Regions from separate parts of the Homo sapiens genome. Here region 1 is linked to region 2. Evidence: read pairs that join two places in POLR2A ChIA-PET (ENCODE). Cell type or tissue: CD4-positive, alpha-beta T cell. All regions are shown on one strand. Links, peaks and the distances in the headings refer to the core of each region. The heading gives the core; the rest is flanking DNA. Region 1 overlaps IKZF3 (IKAROS family zinc finger 3). Region 2 overlaps TNS4 (tensin 4).

Evidence for each region. ChIA-PET counts read pairs that join two places held together with the same protein. Peaks named below come from ENCODE experiments on the same cell type or tissue, not always from the same donor. Only the 100,000 strongest peaks of a DNase experiment are listed, where the experiment ranks them.
Region 1: POLR2A ChIA-PET joins it to region 2 with 11 read pairs; 1 of 35 experiments calls an interaction of 5 or more read pairs at or near these places.

The regions. Positions count from the first base shown.
Region 1 is chr17:39,777,257-39,785,888 of GRCh38, reverse strand. It overlaps IKZF3 (IKAROS family zinc finger 3), which reads left to right. Exons shown (of 8, transcript NM_012481.5): 7 at 8,122-8,238. Among named protein-coding and RNA genes, the nearest start is that of GRB7, 44 kb to the right of the region's middle. RefSeq lists silencers at 1,033-1,263, 7,275-7,508. In CD4-positive, alpha-beta T cell, for the core only: no CTCF peak of the experiment used is centred there; DNase peaks (open chromatin) are centred at 4,648 and 7,758; H3K4me3 peaks cover 1,139 bases; H3K27ac peaks cover 5,082 bases.
Region 2 is chr17:40,484,542-40,493,173 of GRCh38, reverse strand. It overlaps TNS4 (tensin 4), which reads left to right. Exons shown (of 13, transcript NM_032865.6): 3 at 4,205-4,628; 4 at 5,714-6,138; 5 at 8,167-8,253; 6 at 8,565-8,632. Among named protein-coding and RNA genes, the nearest start is that of TNS4, 13 kb to the left of the region's middle. RefSeq lists an enhancer at 2,062-2,687. In CD4-positive, alpha-beta T cell, for the core only: no CTCF peak of the experiment used is centred there; DNase peaks (open chromatin) are centred at 3,323 and 6,923.

The DNA.
Region 1 (8,632 bases), core at 330-8,329, 710 kb after region 2:
ACTTCATTCCTTTTTGTGGCTGAATAATATTCCATTGTTTGGATATGGCACTTTCCATTTATCCATTCATCAGCTAATGGACATTTGAGTCTTTTACACCTTTTCCACTTTTTGGCTTGATTAGCTATATTTCTTAAAGGTTATATATTATCTGGTTTGCAAAAGAAATATAGTAACACACATACTAATAGACACACATGTATATACATATATGTGTGTCCTGATTCTCCTGGAAGGAGGGGGAAAAATCAGAAAACTACACTCTATAAACAGTAAGTTCAAAATTATTGATTTTGAAGTAAGGTCACCACCTTACTTCCCATTCTCACAACCTTTTTTAGGAATTTCAAATAAGGAAAAGTATCAAAAGTAATATTTTAGCTATTCTCAGTGATATTAGGTGATTCAGGAAATGCTGAAATACAGAGGTTGAGTTAATTTGCATTTCATAGGGTGGTTTGGTGGATGCGTGCACCATACTTTAAGTCTCAGCAAAAAAAGATAAAGGGTTAACTAAGTCAGCAAGTTTTGATTTTTTTTTCAAACAAATATGTTGTAATGGTGGTTTCAGGTTATAAATGTGTAAATTCACAGCTTAATCAAGTTACTGCATCTCAGTTCACACATTACTCTTTTATATTTCAAATAGTTCCTATAATTTTTCCTGAGGCCAAAATTTACAGAATATTTAACCCAACATAAGCCAATCCTTTAACTATTTTGCACCCTTCCATGTGTGGTTTCCATTTCTGTTTCCTTCTTAGAATTGGGAGTCCATTGTGGACATGGGGTTCTATTCTGAGCCTGAGCAGTATAGTACATCTTATGCCTCATCCGTCACTTGTAAAGAGATGATGCTCCATTGCTGTTGTGCCTGCAGCACTCATTCTTCAAGTGCTTATTGTAAGTTGAAGTGCAGCGTAGTGTGAGAGCCAAGCCTGTGGACAAACCTGCCTGCAAGGGGAAGCAGGACTTTCTAGAAGCAAGCAGATGGATAAAAAGGCCTTGGAGTGAAGACCAGCCTGCAAAAAAATGCAGGTATTGGGCAACAGGACTTCTGGCCTTGCTAATCATTTCTTTTATCCAGATAGCATTTGTTGAGTTCTCTATGTGCCAGGCTCTGTATCAAAGCTGTTTGTAAAGATGAGTTAAGGTTAAGCCCCTACACTTTAAGGATTTACAATCCTGGCCGGGCGCGGTGGGTCGCGCCTGTAATCCTGACACTTTGGGAGGCCGAGGCGGGCGGATCACAAGGTCAAGAGATGGAGACCATCTTGGCCAACATGTTGAAACCCCGTCTCTACTAAAAATACAAAAATTAGCTAGGTGTGGTGGTGCTCACCTGTAGTCCCAGCTACTCAGGAGGCTGAGGCAGGAGAATTGCTTGAATCCAGGAGGTGGAGGTTGCAGTGAGCTGAGATCATGCCGCTGTACTCTAGCCTGGCAACAGAGCAAGACTCCATCTCAAAAAAAAAAAAAGACACTAGTGATATTGCTACTTTAGTCCAAGTTTCTACATCAGGCATCACAAGTGACACCATCAGAATATTCCAATTCTGTCTTAATGGAGTATATATGAAAAGAAGGAAAAATACAGAAGAACATGGACTGCATTTTCCCATTAGCTTGATTCTTATTTCAGAAAGAGACTAACAGCCGGTATAGAGATTCATTTAGCCTCATTCACACAGATTATGAATACTTGGAGCAGGAAATATTTTATGTAACAATGAGTTCTAGCAATAATAATATTTTTAAATAATTGAATAATCACATCTATTTATGAATCTAAGACTCCAAACTTTTCATCTTCAATAGTTCTTCAAGCTAATACAAGCATGAGGGCTTCAGAATAAACTTACATTTTTACCAACTTAGCAGACCAAAGAAAATGTTTAAAAATTTTTAAGTTTGTTTTCCCAACCTATTTTTTTTTGTTTTGTTTTTTGTTTTTTGTTTTGAGACAGAGTCTCACTCTGTCACCCAGGCTGGAGTGCAGTGGCACGATCTCAGCTCACCGCAACCTCCGCCTTCTGGGTTCAAGCAATTCTCCTGCCTCAGCCTACTGAGTAGCTGGGATTACAGGTGCCTGCCACCATGCCCAGCTAATTTTTGTGTTTTTAGTAGAGACGGGGTTTCACCATGTTGGCCAGGCATCTCAAACTCCTGATCTCAGGTAATCTGCCCACCTTGGCCTCCCAAATTATTGTGATTATGGGCGTAAGCCACCACACTTGGCCCCAACCTATTCTTTTTAAAAATCAATACTGGCCGGGCGCGGTGGCTCACGCCTGTAATCCCAGCACTTTAGGATGCTGAGGTGGGCGGATCGCGAGGTCAGGAGTTCCAGAACAGCCTGGCCAACATAGTGAAACCCCATCTCTACTAAAAATACAAAAATTAGCCAGGCACGATAGCATGCACTGATAGTCCCAGCTACTCAGGAGGCTGAGGCAGGAGAATTGCTTGAACCCGGGAGGCAGAGGTTGTGGTGAGCCAAGATCATGCCACTGCACTCCAGCCTAGGCAACAGAGCGAGACTCCATCTCAAAAAATAAAAAATGCTATCTCACAGGTAGTATTCATTTTACTTGTTCAAAAAGGCAACAGTTTTATGAAACTTTTTTGTTAGAACCTGCCTCTGTCTTTGATACCAATCTCTTGTTAGACAATTTCTATTGCATAATAACACCACTTTGTTCCACTCTCCATTAGTTACTGACTGACTACACCATAGAAGAGACAGGAAGCAATACCTCTTATTTAAGCTCCACTTAACACTTCAAGATCTAATGAAGGATTTTGAACAAAAACAAAAGCACAACACAATTACATAGTTAAACCTCCAATGACTTTGAGGTAGAAATTGTATCATGGAAATAGTTAACTAAAACCAAATATTAAGACTTATACAGGGAATAAAGGTAGTAGTAACCTAATCTGTAAATGTGACTTTGTACTACATTTTATTATTTTTTCAGCACGTCTTTAAAATAACTTTTCTAATGAAAATTAGTATGTCTACTATTTAGTAGGCAAGCAATGTGAAGGGAAATTGATCCACAATGACAGTTCTACTCATTCTGTTCTCACTCATGAGCTGAATGTGCAAATTGTTCCTTGCCACCATCCCATATTCCCCACACCCACCACTTGCAGCATTACACCGCCAAACACCACCCAGGAACGGATTTCCTATTTCGTCATTTAAACCCATTATCTTGTTCCCTTACTATCTTGCCAAACTGGTTTCCCTCCACTTACATTTCTGAGATATGAAGTGGCAAGATAACAAGTCTAGACTGTTCGTATAAATAGACAGTTGGGTCCTAAAGTTGGAGAAAAGGACCAAAAGCCAATAGTCCTCTTTTTTTTCTTTTCAGTGCACTGCCTAAACCACTCAGTAATCCCAAAGAGCTTGTCCAGTTACAAAGCATTTCTTTGTGTATGTGTGATATGTGTGTGTGTGTGTGTGTTGTTGTTGTTGTTGTTGTTTAGAGACAGGGCTCACTGTGTTCCTCACACTGGAGTACAGTGGCAAGATCATAGCTCCCTGGGCTCAAGCAATCCTCCCACCTCAGCCTCCCAAAGTGCTGGATTACAGGCGCAAACCATGGAACCTGGCTCTTTGTGTTTCAAAGGGCACTCATTTCATGGTATTGTGCATCAGCTATCCAACAAGTGTGAGGCAAAAGACTAGCAGTTTAGGAAAGAAAATGAGTGCCATCTTCAATTGAAAACTAGCCTTTGCCTAACTTATCAACTAGAAAACAAGGTTAATTCAGTGAAGATCAACTGAATCAGTAGGAGTGTGTTCACATGTACAATGAGAGTGGAGCTCTTGTAGTTAATATTTTGAGTGAATGACCCAGAAAGAGGGTGTGGGTGAACAGGAGTCCTCTAGATTCGTTTCAGAGGATTTCTTTCAATCTAATCGGAGTTGTGGAAATGGGAAAGTCTCCACCCATGCCTCAAAATATGTCCATCCATGAACACTGCAGAATTTTATGTTTTTAAATGTCAGGCATTTGGTCACTGATTTACAGAATAATGTTTATCTGGAAATGACTCTAAAGACCAGTTTGGTGGGTAACGAGGAATAAAAGGTGATGTTATCTCAAAAGTTTGCCATTTAGTGACCTGCCCTAATTACAGTTATTTAGGTCAATGTGTCCACACTTCAGCATCCTCCCAAATGTAGAGGATGTTGATTACGTGTCCTCAGAAAGCTGCTTGTTTTAATTGACATTGACTTCAGTAAAATGTAGACAGCGACTGCTGAGAAACAAATGGGAAAACTAGATGGGTAGCACCGTGCTTGGGGTAATTCCTGGGTAATGATTTGGCAGTGAGAGGAGGGACCACAATAGACTAATAAGAACAATGGTAAAATGGGCATAAAAGGTAAACATTCCCAGAATACTGTTTTTCATTCTTTTTTTCCCTATAAATCTTTTTGTTGATAACTACAGGGTTGAGGGGAGGCTTACTTGGATTTAATCTTCTCAAAATTGCTGGAACCAGGATGAATGTTCCTAGTCAAAGTGCAAACTTAGCTACCTCTCCCCTGATTCTAAGAAAAAAGTCTCCTAACAGCCCCAGGAACTTACTGCAAATTCCAAGCTTTGTCTTTCATCTCTCTGCTCTTGGGGCTTTGGGTAGTGCCACATCTGGTGGTGGTTTTGTGTGAAAGGAAATAATATATATAAATAATTTCCTGTTTGGTCATTTAAACCTATCCCTGTGCTGGACAGAATTTGACCCTCTTCACTCAATAGCAGTGTCTTGTGGCTGAAGTGCCCGTTATTTACAACTGCTGGTCAGCCAGAGTCAGTCGAGTACTTTTGCACTAGCCCAAAAGCCACTCAGGCCCCCTATTCTGACCCTTACTGTTTTCATTTACACAAATAGTTGTTAATAGCTTCACTGAAGGCTATGATTTATTCCTTTAGAGCCTAGAATTATTTTTGACAAGAAACTCACTGTCTAGTAAATATTGTCATTATTATCACATTATTATCATCCTCTTCTTTTTCATTTTTGGAGCTGGATTTCTTTTTCTTTTTAAGAGATGGGATCTCACTGTGTTGCCCAAGCTGAACTTGAACTCCTAGGCTCAAGCCATCCTCTCACCTCAGCCTCCTGAGTAGCTGGGACTATGGGCTAGTGCCACCACACCTGGCAGAGCCAGATTTTATGTTATTCCAGGAAAAAAAAAAAAGCTGAGCTTTGGCTGAGTGCAGTGGCTCATGCCTGTAATCCCAACACTTTGGGAGGCTGAAGTGGGAGGACTGCCTGAGGCCAAGAGTTGGAGACCAGACTGAGCAATATATTGAGACTAATAATTTTTTTTTTTAATTAGCCAGGCATGGTGGCTTTAGACTGTAGTCCCAGCAACTTTGGAACCTGAGGTAGAAGGATTACTTGAGCCCAGGAGGTTGAGCCTGCAGTGAGCTGTGATCATGCCACTGCACTCCACCCTGGGTAACAGAGTTGAGACCCTGTTTCAAAAATAAGTAAATAAATTAACTAAATAATGAAAACTGAGCTTTATAATGTATTGTGTAATGACTAACATACAGTTTTTTAAGGCCACTAATAAAATTAGAAATATTTAATACTTTGGGGCTTTTTTTTTTTTTTTTAGACAGAGTCTCACTCTGTCACGCAGGCTGGAGTGCACTGGCACTAATAGGTTGGTGCAAAAGTAATTGTGGTCTTTGCAGTTACCTTAATAGTTCACCGTAACCTCAAACCCCTGGGCTCAAGGAACCCTCCCACCTCAGTCTCCCAAGTAGCTAGGACTACAGGCGCATGCCAACATGCCCAGCTAATTTTTTAAAATTACTTTTTGTAGGAACAGGATCTTGCTATATTGCCCAGGTTGGTCTCAACTCCTGGCCTCAAGCAATCTTCCTGCCTCAGTCTCCCAAAGCACTGGGATTACAGGGGTGAGCCACTGTGCCAGCCACTACTTGCTTTTTACTCTAATCCCTTAAACTAATTTCAATTTATTCTTCCTTAGACATAATAGAAATGTATGGATAGTTCATTTTAGTTTGGATCTCCCGAAGTGTTTATGAGAAAACAGAGAAAAATGTTTACAGCATCACAATATGTTTGCCCAGGGCAGGTGAGGGCAAACTGTGGCGCTCTAGGCAAGTGCAGCCAGTGGCCTGTTTGTGTACAGGGATTTTTACGTTTTTAAAAGGCCGTGGAACAGAAAAAAAAAAAACAAAAAACAAAGAATATAACATAGAGACTATATGTGTCTGGCAAATTTTTAAAATTTACTGTCTGGCCCTTTACAGACAAAAGTTTGCTGATCCCTGGTTCAGGCTAGCATCATGTGTTAAAATGTCAAGCCTTGTATTTAGAGAAGCTGGTATCTCTTTGAAATTTATTTAATTAATTTATTTATTTTTTGGAGATGGAGTTTTGCTCTTATTGCCCAGGCTGGAGTGCAATGGCTCAATCTCGGCTCACCACAACCTCTGCCTCCTGGGTTCAAGCGATTCTCCGGCCTCAGCCTCCCGAGAGCTAAGATTACAGGCATTCGCCACCACACCCAGCTAATTATTTATATTTTTAGTAGAGATGGGGTTTCTCCATGTTGGTCAGGCTGGTCTTGAACTCCCGACCTCAGGTGATCTGCCCGCCTCGGCCTTGCAAAGTGCTGGGATTATAGACGTGAGCCACCGTGCCTGGCCTTCTTTGAACTTTAGACATAAATTTGGGCACTGCCTGCTGAATTGAGGTAAATTATATTCATTACAGTTTACTATTTTAGTTGATTAGATATTGCCACTATTTATATACTCTTCTAGTAGTTCTCAATTCTGGCTGCATTTTAAAATCATCTGGGGAGCTTTGAAAATATTCTTGCCTAGGCCCCTATACCAGAAATCCTGATTTAATTGATCTGAAGGGGGGCCTGGGCATAGGTATTTCTTACCTGCTATTCAGGTGAGTCTAATGTGCAGCCAGGTCTGAGAACCACAGGCCTACACCACTCACAGGTCTATTTGTGGATGGGCCCACATTCATAGGCAGGTTTTTTTGTGTTTTGTTTGTTTCTTTGTTTTTTGAGACGGAATTTTGCCCTTGTTGCCCAGGCAGGAGTGCAATGGCGCCATCTCGGCTCACTGCAACCTCTGCCTCCCAGGTTCAAGTGATTCTCCTGCCTCAGCCTCCCGAGTAGCTGGGATTACAGGCATGCACCATCACACCAGGCTAATTTTGTATTTTTAGTAGAGACAGGGTTTCTCCAAGTTGGTCAGGCTGGTCTCGAACTCCGACCTCAGGTGATCTGCCCACCTCCACCTCCCAAAGTGCTGGGATTACAGGCATGAGCCACCGCACCCAGCCCATAGGCAGTTTTTATTCACATTTTTATTAGAAATTCAATACAGATGCATTATACAAATTGTTCTTTAATTTCAAGGCAGAAGTGTTGCTTAGGGAAATTTTAATTGAGACTATTTTGAAATGTGAAGAGCATATGAAACAGATAATACAGAGCACAGAGAAACAGAATATGAAAGATAGGAACTGAGAGGAGCGTGCTGAAAAAAAAAAAGAAAAAGAAAAAGAAAGAAACCACTCAGAATTTCAATACACAAATCACTGAGTAGATGTCTTGCTATCTGTGTGAGTGTACCTATTTTCAAAAGTGCTGTTAACATAAACAGAGCAGTAAATCTGGGGCACCATGCTTTTTTTTCAAAGTTGTTAAGAATTATATCAGTCTGCAGGTGTCACACGCAGTTACTCAGAATCAGAAAGAAGGCTGATCGGGGGTTAGATCTCCATCTATCTATCTTTTTGCAACCAACCACGTCCAGGCTGTTTATTTAATACTTCCTCTTGCTAATGAAGGTACTGGTTGGGGATGGGTCGAGCTTTCCCATCTCGGCATAAGACTGCAAGATTTGAATGTGCCCTGGTGTCGGCTTCACTGACCACAGCAGGTACCCCAGGCAAGAATCTGAGCAGTTATAACAGGTAACAACAATAGAGTGTGCATCCAACTTCGGACACTTCTCCTTCCAGTTTATTTCCTTTTCTCCCCATGTACCAATGTGTTCTTTTCTCTCTTCTTTTTACATTTTTCCAAACTAGCAAGTGCGGAGGCAAGACACATCAAAGCAGAGATGGGAAGTGAAAGAGCTCTCGTACTGGACAGATTAGCAAGCAATGTGGCAAAACGAAAAAGCTCAATGCCTCAGAAATTCATTGGTAAGAATACAAACCTTTTTCCTGCTGTTGTTAGCAGATAGTTTGAATGAAATAACATAGGATGCTTGCTACACAAGGCCTTTCCTAGCTTAACCTCTGTTAAAATAATTAGTTTTTCATTGTGTACTTTTATTCTTCATGGTTCATTCTGATAGCTCTGGAAAATAGAATAAAAGATATTAACTAAAGCATCATCATGACAGGAGATGGGAGTAGTTGATATCCAATTTCCTAAATGGATGTGATGTTTAAAATCCTGTTCCTTCCTCTTTACTCTGAATGACATATGTTGCATGAGAGAGTTTATGCAATTTATACCAGTAAGATGTTCAAGATAGCATTTTTGTAATCTTTTGTAATTATATTTTACAAGTTGGTTCGTTAGCATGCTCAA
Region 2 (8,632 bases), core at 222-8,221:
TTTTTTTGAGACAGAGTCTCGTTGTGTTGCCCAGCCTGGAGTGCAGTGGTGTGATCATAGCTCACTGCAGCCTTGAATGCCTGGGCTCAAGCAATCCTCCCACCTCAGCATCCCCAGTAGCTGGGACTACAGGCACATGTCACCACGCCCGGCTAATTTCTTATTTTTTTTTTCTTTGGTGGGTGATGGAGTCTTGCCTCCCAGGTTCAAGCGATTCTCATAGCTCAGACTCCTGAGTAGCAGGGATTACAGGTGCCCACCACTATGCCCAGCTAATTTTTTTGTATTTTTAGTAGAGACGGGGTTTCACCATGTTGGCCAGGCTGGTCTTGAACTCTTGACCTCGTCCACCTCGGTGATTCGCCCACCTTGGCCTCCCAAAGTGCTGGGATTACAGGTATGAGCCACCATGCCCTGCCAACCTGGCTAATTTTTAAACTTTTTGTAGAGATGGAGTCTCACCATGTTGCCCAGGCTACCTCAAGAAATCCTCCTTCCTCAGCCTCCCAAAGTTCTGGGATTACAGGCATGAGCCATATCACCCAGCCCAGGCTTAAAACAAAAAAAAAAAAAAAAAACTAGTCCATGTACCAGCCTGGCCAACATGGCGAAAACCCATCTCTACTAAAAATACAAAAATTAGTTGGGTGTGATGGCATGAACTTGTAGTCCCAACTATTGGGAGGCTGAGGTGGGAGAATCACTTGAGCCTTGGAGGTGGAGTCTGCAGTGAGCCAAGATCCCGCCACTGTAATCCAGCCTGGGCAACAGAGTGAGACCCTGTCTCAAAAAAAAAAAGACTCCATGTAATCCATGATCCCAGTGTCTGGCTTTTGAAGGAAATAGTGGAAACCTCCTTTTACAGATGAGGAAACTGAGGCTCGGGGTGGGTACGTGATGGCTCACAGTCACACAGTCAGGGAGAGATAGGTCAGGCCTCAAATCCCAGGCTCTGGGCTCCATAGGCCACTGTCCTTTCTCTCTTTCTAAAGTCTAGTCTTCTGCCCTCTGGGGCATCACGGAATCCATCCGTTTGGAGGCAGCCTGCAGGCTCCTCTTCTGAGGCGCGACCTCCTGGGTGCTTCACAAACCTTCCCCAGGTTCCCTGCCCCTGCCTTCCTTTAAACTTGCCCTGGGGGCCCCCATCCCACAGAGAATGTGGTTCCTAGAAGCAAACACCATATCCCTTTCTTTATCCTCTCCAACACCCCGCACCCCATCTTTGGAACAGGCCCCCCACTTTCATTTTCCAACAATGTCTGCCAGGCAAGGCTGTTTACCCGCCCCAAGTGAAGGGTATTTAATAAGTATCTCTCCACCCCTCACCCACACGCCCTCCCTCCACTCACCCGCCTGCCTGGGGCTGGCGCCGGCACCCACCCAGCACTGCTCAGACTTGCCCCACAGGCCAGTAAACAGCGACTGCACCCCTGCAATGGGTAGAGGCCCCAACCCCACCCCCCAGCCACACCCACCTTGAGGTGAGCACGGGGCTCCTCCCTCCCCTCCCGCTCTCCTTACTCAGTGACCCCAGCAAGGTCCCTGATGGATGTTTCAATGGCCCAGTGAGTAGGGAGCCCAGAGCTTCACTGTGCCAAGAGACCCTCCCCAAAGCAGCCAAGCACCTTCTCACAGGGCAAGGCCTTGGAGCAGGTTCCCAAGGAGCCCCTCCTCATCCTGGAAGAAGCAGTCCCTAAACAGAGCTCAACAACACTCCCTGGCTGTGCAGCATTGGATAACTCACTTCACCTTTCTGAGCCTTCCAGATTTCCCATCTGTTATATGGGCATTAATAATATCCCCTACTTCCACAGAGTTGTCATGAGGGTTAAAGGAGCTAATACAAGCAATGTGTTCGTAGTGGTCCTGGCACATTGCACTCAATAAAGACCAGTCTCTGTGAAACATCGTTGTACACTAAGTGTTAGCTCCATCCCCACTCTTCTCCAAGCTTCAGTTTCCTCCTCTGTAAAAAATAATGCCTGCCCTGCTCAAGGGCTATTATAAGGTTCAGAGGAGATTATGGGTGTAAACACTATAAAGTCCTATAAAAATTGAAGTTGTGCTTTCCAGCCTTCCAGAAGAATCCAACCCATTCCAAGATCTCTTTTCTTCCAGAGCCCACAATGCAGTGCCCCAAACACTCTCTTCTTGCAGTCATCTTTCTAAGCAGAGAGATCCCCACCTTAGCCAGAAAAGGGCTCCATTTGGCCAATACTGTCCCCAAAAAGCAGGCAGGTAGGAAATGCTCCTCTCTCGAGCCTCACCATGGGCCAGGCTCCCGGCTATTGTATTTCATCCTCATCACAACCTTGGAAGACTGGTTTCAGATCCTCACTTTGCAGATAAGGAAACTGAGGCTCAGAGAGGTTAGGAAAGTTGCACAATGCCCTTGGCTGAAAAGCAGCAAAGCCAGGACTCACCCCAGGTTTGTTTTGCTACAAAGCTAGGCTCTTCCTCCACCCGCTGAGCAGCAAGTCCCAGTCAGCTGCCAGCCCTTGCTCATCTGATGTAACTCCCCACCCCCACCGTGGCCCAAGCAAGCTCAGACAGAGGCAGTAACTGTGAGCAGGGCCAGATGGCCCTACCCAGGAGCGGGCTGGGGCAGGCTGGGGCTCCACAGTCATAATGGGGAGGAACAGTGCATGTGCCAGGGCCCCAGGCAGGTGGGAGCTGAGGGTGCACGTTCTCCCCAATTTCCCCAGCCTCCATCCCAGGAAGCTAGAGGCAAGACTCACACTCTTCAGAAAGGAGCGGCTCATTAACCCCCACCTTCCTCCAGCTTTGCTGGAACAGCACCAAGGACAATTCCCTTCCCCCAGGTCAGGAGGAAGGGTGTTCATCCTCACCTTGGGGAGAACCTCAGAGCAGCCCACTGCAAGGCCGACCTCGGGAGAGGAACAAGGCCTCAGAATCCCAAGAGTCCTGGATGCCCCGACCAGGGAGTGGAAAGAGCGCTGGAGCGCGTCGGCAGCCTGGGGTGTGTTGGGTGACCCCTGTGTACCAGCTACCATCCCCAGGAGATCCATAGCTCAAGAATGCAGCAAGCCCTGTGCTCAGGGAGTGCCTGCTCCAAAGCAGGGTTCTCAGACTCCACTGCATATTCACATGCCCTGGGTGGCCTCGCTAAAATGCAGATTATGTTTCTGTAGGGGTGGAGCCCAGGTGATGTGGTCCTGCTGAGCCATTCATGGTCTACTGGACTCACCTGAAAAACTGGAAAACAAACAAAACTGAGGCCTGGGTTCACCCCCTGGAGAGTTTAATCTAATTGGCACAAGGCGCAGCCTGGGGTGAGTCTAGTGTGTAACCAAGCTTGAGAATCCCTGCTTTCACTGCAGGTACAGAGAAACCACTTCCTTTTTTTTTTTTTTTTTGGAGATGGGGCTTCACTCTTGTCACTCAGGCTGGAGTGCAGTGGCGCAATCTCGGCTCACTGCAACCTCTGCCTCCCGGGTTCAAGCGATTCTTGTACCTCAGCCTCCCAAGTAGCTGGGATTACAGGTGCCCGGCTAATTTTTGTATTTTTGGTAGAGATGGGGTTTGCCATGTTGGCCAGGCTGGTCTTGAACTCCTGACCTCAGGTGATCCACCCGCCTAGGCCTCCCAAAGTGCTGGGATTCCAGGTGTGAGCCACCGCGCCCAGCCTCAGAGAAACCACTTTCACACATCCTGAGTAGCAGAGGCATCAGAAAGTGTCACTGGTACAACCCATCAAGTGGCCATTTCAACCTAGGAACAGGGCACAGACAAAGGAGAGAGTTGCCCAGTTTTTAAGCACCTGGTCTGTGCCGGGAACAGTGCTGTGCTGCCTACATGAGTTTCACTTCATCCTTTTTGTATCACCAAAAGGCTGAATGCAGTTGCCCCACTTTACAGGTGTGGAAACTGAGGCCCTGGGTGGTGAAGTCTTTTGGCCAAACTCTCTCAGAAAATAAGTGGCAGAGCCAGATCTGAAGCCTGGGTCTGTCTGATTCCAAGGCCTGGGTCCCCTACTGCATCTCCTCACCCAAGGGAAGTTGTCACAGGGAGGGTGACTGGAACTGGGCCCTGAAGGTGGAGTTGGGCTCTCCTCTCTGGGCCTCAGTGTCCTCGTCTCTATAAAAGAGGGGGGACAGAATGACCTTGAGGATACTTCCAGCCTCTCTGTTCTATGAGTCCAGGCTCCTGCATTTCACCAATGCTCTGCTTTTCTCCCCCAAAGACATAAAGTACATCGAGGTGACCTCCGCCAGATCAAGGTGCCACGATGGCCCCCAGCACTGCTCCAGCCCCTCTGTCACCCCGCCCTTCGGCTCCCTTCGCAGTGGTGGCCTCCTCCTTTCCAGAGACGTCCCCCGAGAGACACGAAGCAGCAGTGAGAGCCTCATCTTCTCTGGGAACCAGGGCAGGGGGCACCAGCGCCCTCTGCCCCCCTCAGAGGGTCTCTCCCCTCGACCCCCAAATTCCCCCAGCATCTCAATCCCTTGCATGGGGAGCAAGGCCTCGAGCCCCCATGGTTTGGGCTCCCCGCTGGTGGCTTCTCCAAGACTGGAGAAGCGGCTGGGAGGCCTGGCCCCACAGCGGGGCAGCAGGATCTCTGTGCTGTCAGCCAGCCCAGTGTCTGATGTCAGCTATATGTTTGGAAGGTAGGTTCTGTAGCTTCTAACATTGCACACACACACACAGGCACACGCACGCATGCACCCCCTAAAATCACTGAAAGGGACCCTGCTCTGTCTGAGCAAAATCTGGGCATGCACCAAAACCAGAAGCAAATGTTTGCTTTTACAGCCTTTCAGATCTCAAGCTGTCCTCAAGCATTTAGAATACAATTCAATATAAAAAGTCTTGACTTATAGCTACCTTTTGGTAAAAGAGCCGTTGCCTTAATGAGGCTCATCTATATCCTTTCCAGCCCTCATACAACCCATCTCAAGGAAGGTTTTTTTAAACCCCAAAACACAGGGCTATAAATAGAATTGGGGGGCCTGAGATGAACTATTTAGGAATAAAAAGGTTCCTTCCTCTGTTGCTGGCAAAACCTAGCAAAGGAGTGAGGCAGCCCTGCCTGGGAATCACAATCATCCCAGCTCAGTTCTCTATAGACCTCACAGCAGAACTGCAGGCACATGCGCACCCATTCTGCCCCAGGAAGACCGAACCACAGGACTCTGCTTCCCACTCCACCTCCAAAGCCACTGGCCAAGGCAGTCCCTGGCACAGAGGCTGGGGATTCCACAGCCATGCCCACTGGCACAGGCCCCTGAGCTCAGGAAGAAGTCTGGCTGGATGTGAAGCTGGCCTTCTCCTGCAGCTGGGGAGTTCCCTCTGCATCAGCCACGGTGTGGTCCAGCGTAGGTTCAGCCCATCTGCAGGGCTCCTGGGAGTCATGGGGGCCTGAAGGGATCCTGATCCGACAGCTCAGTCAGAACGGCCTGGCTGGGAAGGCAGACGGAATGTGGGCCAGCCTATGCCCAAAGCCTGCAGGGGTCAGCTCATTGGCTACTTTAAGTGACCAAAGACCCTACCATCCAAGGACATTTCTGTATCCTTACCATCCCTTGAGGATTAGGTGGGCATGCACTTTGCTGTGGGCTGTAGGGGGTGGGGTATGCAGTGTTCTATTTGGCCTTTAAAGCCATGGGAACCCAGATCACCAGATCCGGAGCCTGACTCTAGCCCCTGAGCCACCTGTTGCCCTAACACCCTGTCTGACTCTCTCCCGCTGCAGCAGCCAGTCCCTCCTGCACTCCAGCAACTCCAGCCATCAGTCATCTTCCAGATCCTTGGAAAGTCCAGCCAACTCTTCCTCCAGCCTCCACAGCCTTGGCTCAGTGTCCCTGTGTACAAGACCCAGTGACTTCCAGGCTCCCAGAAACCCCACCCTAACCATGGGCCAACCCAGAACACCCCACTCTCCACCACTGGCCAAAGAACATGCCAGCAGCTGCCCCCCATCCATCACCAACTCCATGGTGGACATACCCATTGTGCTGATCAACGGCTGCCCAGAACCAGGGTCTTCTCCACCCCAGCGGACCCCAGGACACCAGAACTCCGTTCAACCTGGAGCTGCTTCTCCCAGCAACCCCTGTCCAGCCACCAGGAGCAACAGCCAGACCCTGTCAGATGCCCCCTTTACCACATGCCCAGAGGGTACGTCGTAAACCAATATTTGAAGCAATGTAAGATTTGGGGAATAGACAAAGTGCCAGTGGGTTTCTGCAACAGCCAGTCAACACATTTATTGAGCAACTATTGTGTGTCTGGCACTATGCCAGGTAGTGAGGACACACAGAGGGAAACAGTTTAGAAAGAGACAAAAACAAATCATCACGGTAGGGTAGGATAAACGCGGAGGTAAAGAGATATTCTCAATCATATTGGCCAAAGCTGAAGGAATGATTCTTTCAGTCTGGAGAACAGAGGAAGCGACATCCGAGCTGGATCTGGGAAATGGATCAGAAGTTTGTGGCCAGAGAAGGAGAGGAAAGGCATTCCCAGCAGAGAAAGCAGGGGGTCCACAGTCATGAAGGTGTGGAAGCGCATGGCATGTTCAGGAAATGCCGGAATGTTGGGTGCAGGTTCAAGTCATTGAGAGTAATTTGAAACCAGATTGTGAAAGGCCTTAAATGCCAAGCTAAAAAAAAAAAAAAAAATGGAATTTGCCTTTTAAGCAATAGGGTACCATCAGAGAGCCTCCTCACACAGGAGAGTGATGGGGTCAGAGGTGCTCGCTCAATGGATCACCCTGGCAGCTCAACGGATAGCAGGGTCCTGAACCGGGATAGGGCAGTGGGAGTGGAGGAGAGAGGACAGAACCAGGCGACCCTCAGGATGTGCTTGATGACTAACTCAAGGAGAGCAAGAGGGCGAGTCAGTTCTGACTCTGACGTTCGCAGATGATGAGAACACAGAGGGGGTGGATGGGGTAATAGAGACAATGCATTCCAGTTCAGACAGCCGAAAACCACAAAACAGCAAACACCCTCCTTCCCGGAGTCTGAGATCACAGGCGTCCAAGAAGAACAAACCCAAGCAGTAAACCCAGAAGCTAAGCTCTAGCACCCTGTGGATGCCTCTCCCATGAGCAGAGTCCCCTGCCAACCCCCTGTTCCCCCTCCCTCGGCCATCGGGGGGCTTCTCAGCCCCCACTTGGCCATGACGCTCACAGGCATCAAGGCGACTCCAGAGGGGGTGGGGGTGGAATGTTTACTATAGCCCACTGCTCACTCCCACTCACGAAGCCATGTGGAGGCAAGCAGGAGAAAATGACACTTCTGGCGTGCCTTTGCATCTGCCCTGATCGCTTTCCTAGGACAAATCATTTGCAGATTTTAGTACTTTTTTTGAATGAGTTACTTGAGAGTAAGTGGTCACAACACTCCTTTTCAAGCCGCCAAGGTTGACAGCTACTGCTCTCTGCCTTAGGGACCCAGGGAAATGGCCATTTTGGCATCCCAAAGCGCACATTTACTTAGCCTAGTGATATTCCCATCCTGCTTTGGTCCCATAATATCACCAACTATACCCCCAGATCTTATCAAATTCTGCAAAATATTCCTAAAACAAAATTCATTTTAATTCCATAGACTACTAGAACATTAAAGACCCTCAGAAGCTGTTTAGTCCACTTGGTCCCCTCTGAGCTTCAGTTATCCCATATCAGAGTCAAGATCCAGGCTCCCGCCTCCCAGGGGCATGTTTTTCTGCCCAGATCTGCTATTTTCCTCTCCTTCACGTTTTCTGCCATTTTCTTTTCCAAGCTGAATATTCCCGTAAGGAATTCTTAGGATTATGAAGACGAAGGAGAATGTAATATCAAACATGATGCATTTGAGAATTCCTTGTTTATCTCTTATTTCAGTCCTCACCAGGGGACTCAACAGTAGATTTAAGAAACCATTTCTCCTTAAACTGAGGTTGTATCTATTCATTCCTTATTCATTACCAAGGATACAAGGGCACTTCTGAGTTCTAGATGCACCAAACCCTGGCATCCTTCTGTTTGATTTTCCCTCATCGTAGGCAGTTTGGAGATACAATGGGGTTAGGGTCTGGGATGGTGGTTGAATGAAACCTTGGGGCAATAGAGTAGGGAAGGGTCTCCAGCCTTCTCTGGTGAACATCCCTCAGCTCCCGTCTGTCCAGCCTACAGGGTCCCCCTTCTCTGTCTGTCTCCAGGTCCCGCCAGGGACATGCAGCCCACCATGAAGTTCGTGATGGACACATCTAAATACTGGTTTAAGCCAAACATCACCCGAGAGCAAGGTAAAAGGAAGCACGAGTGACCCCAGAATAGGGTCTGGGTCTTGCACTTTGCATCAGGCAGGGCCCTGGGTTACAGTTAAGGAATGGCAAATAGTGGGTCCTGGGAAGCGGGGGAGGGGGATGTCCTGCTGACCTCATGACCTCCCGAGGAAGTAGGAACCACAGCAAGAATGGTGGAGATTTGACAGTACAAAGGACTTCCTGGGGACAAAAGGTGACTCTGTAACATCTGCTCTGTGAAGACCCTACGGGGCTGGGGACAGGGTGTCCAGGTGGGGCGGTGTCCATCTCTGACTCAAGGATTGTTCCAGCAATCGAGCTGCTGAGGAAGGAGGAGCCAGGGGCTTTTGTCATAAGGGACAGCTCTTCATACCGAGGC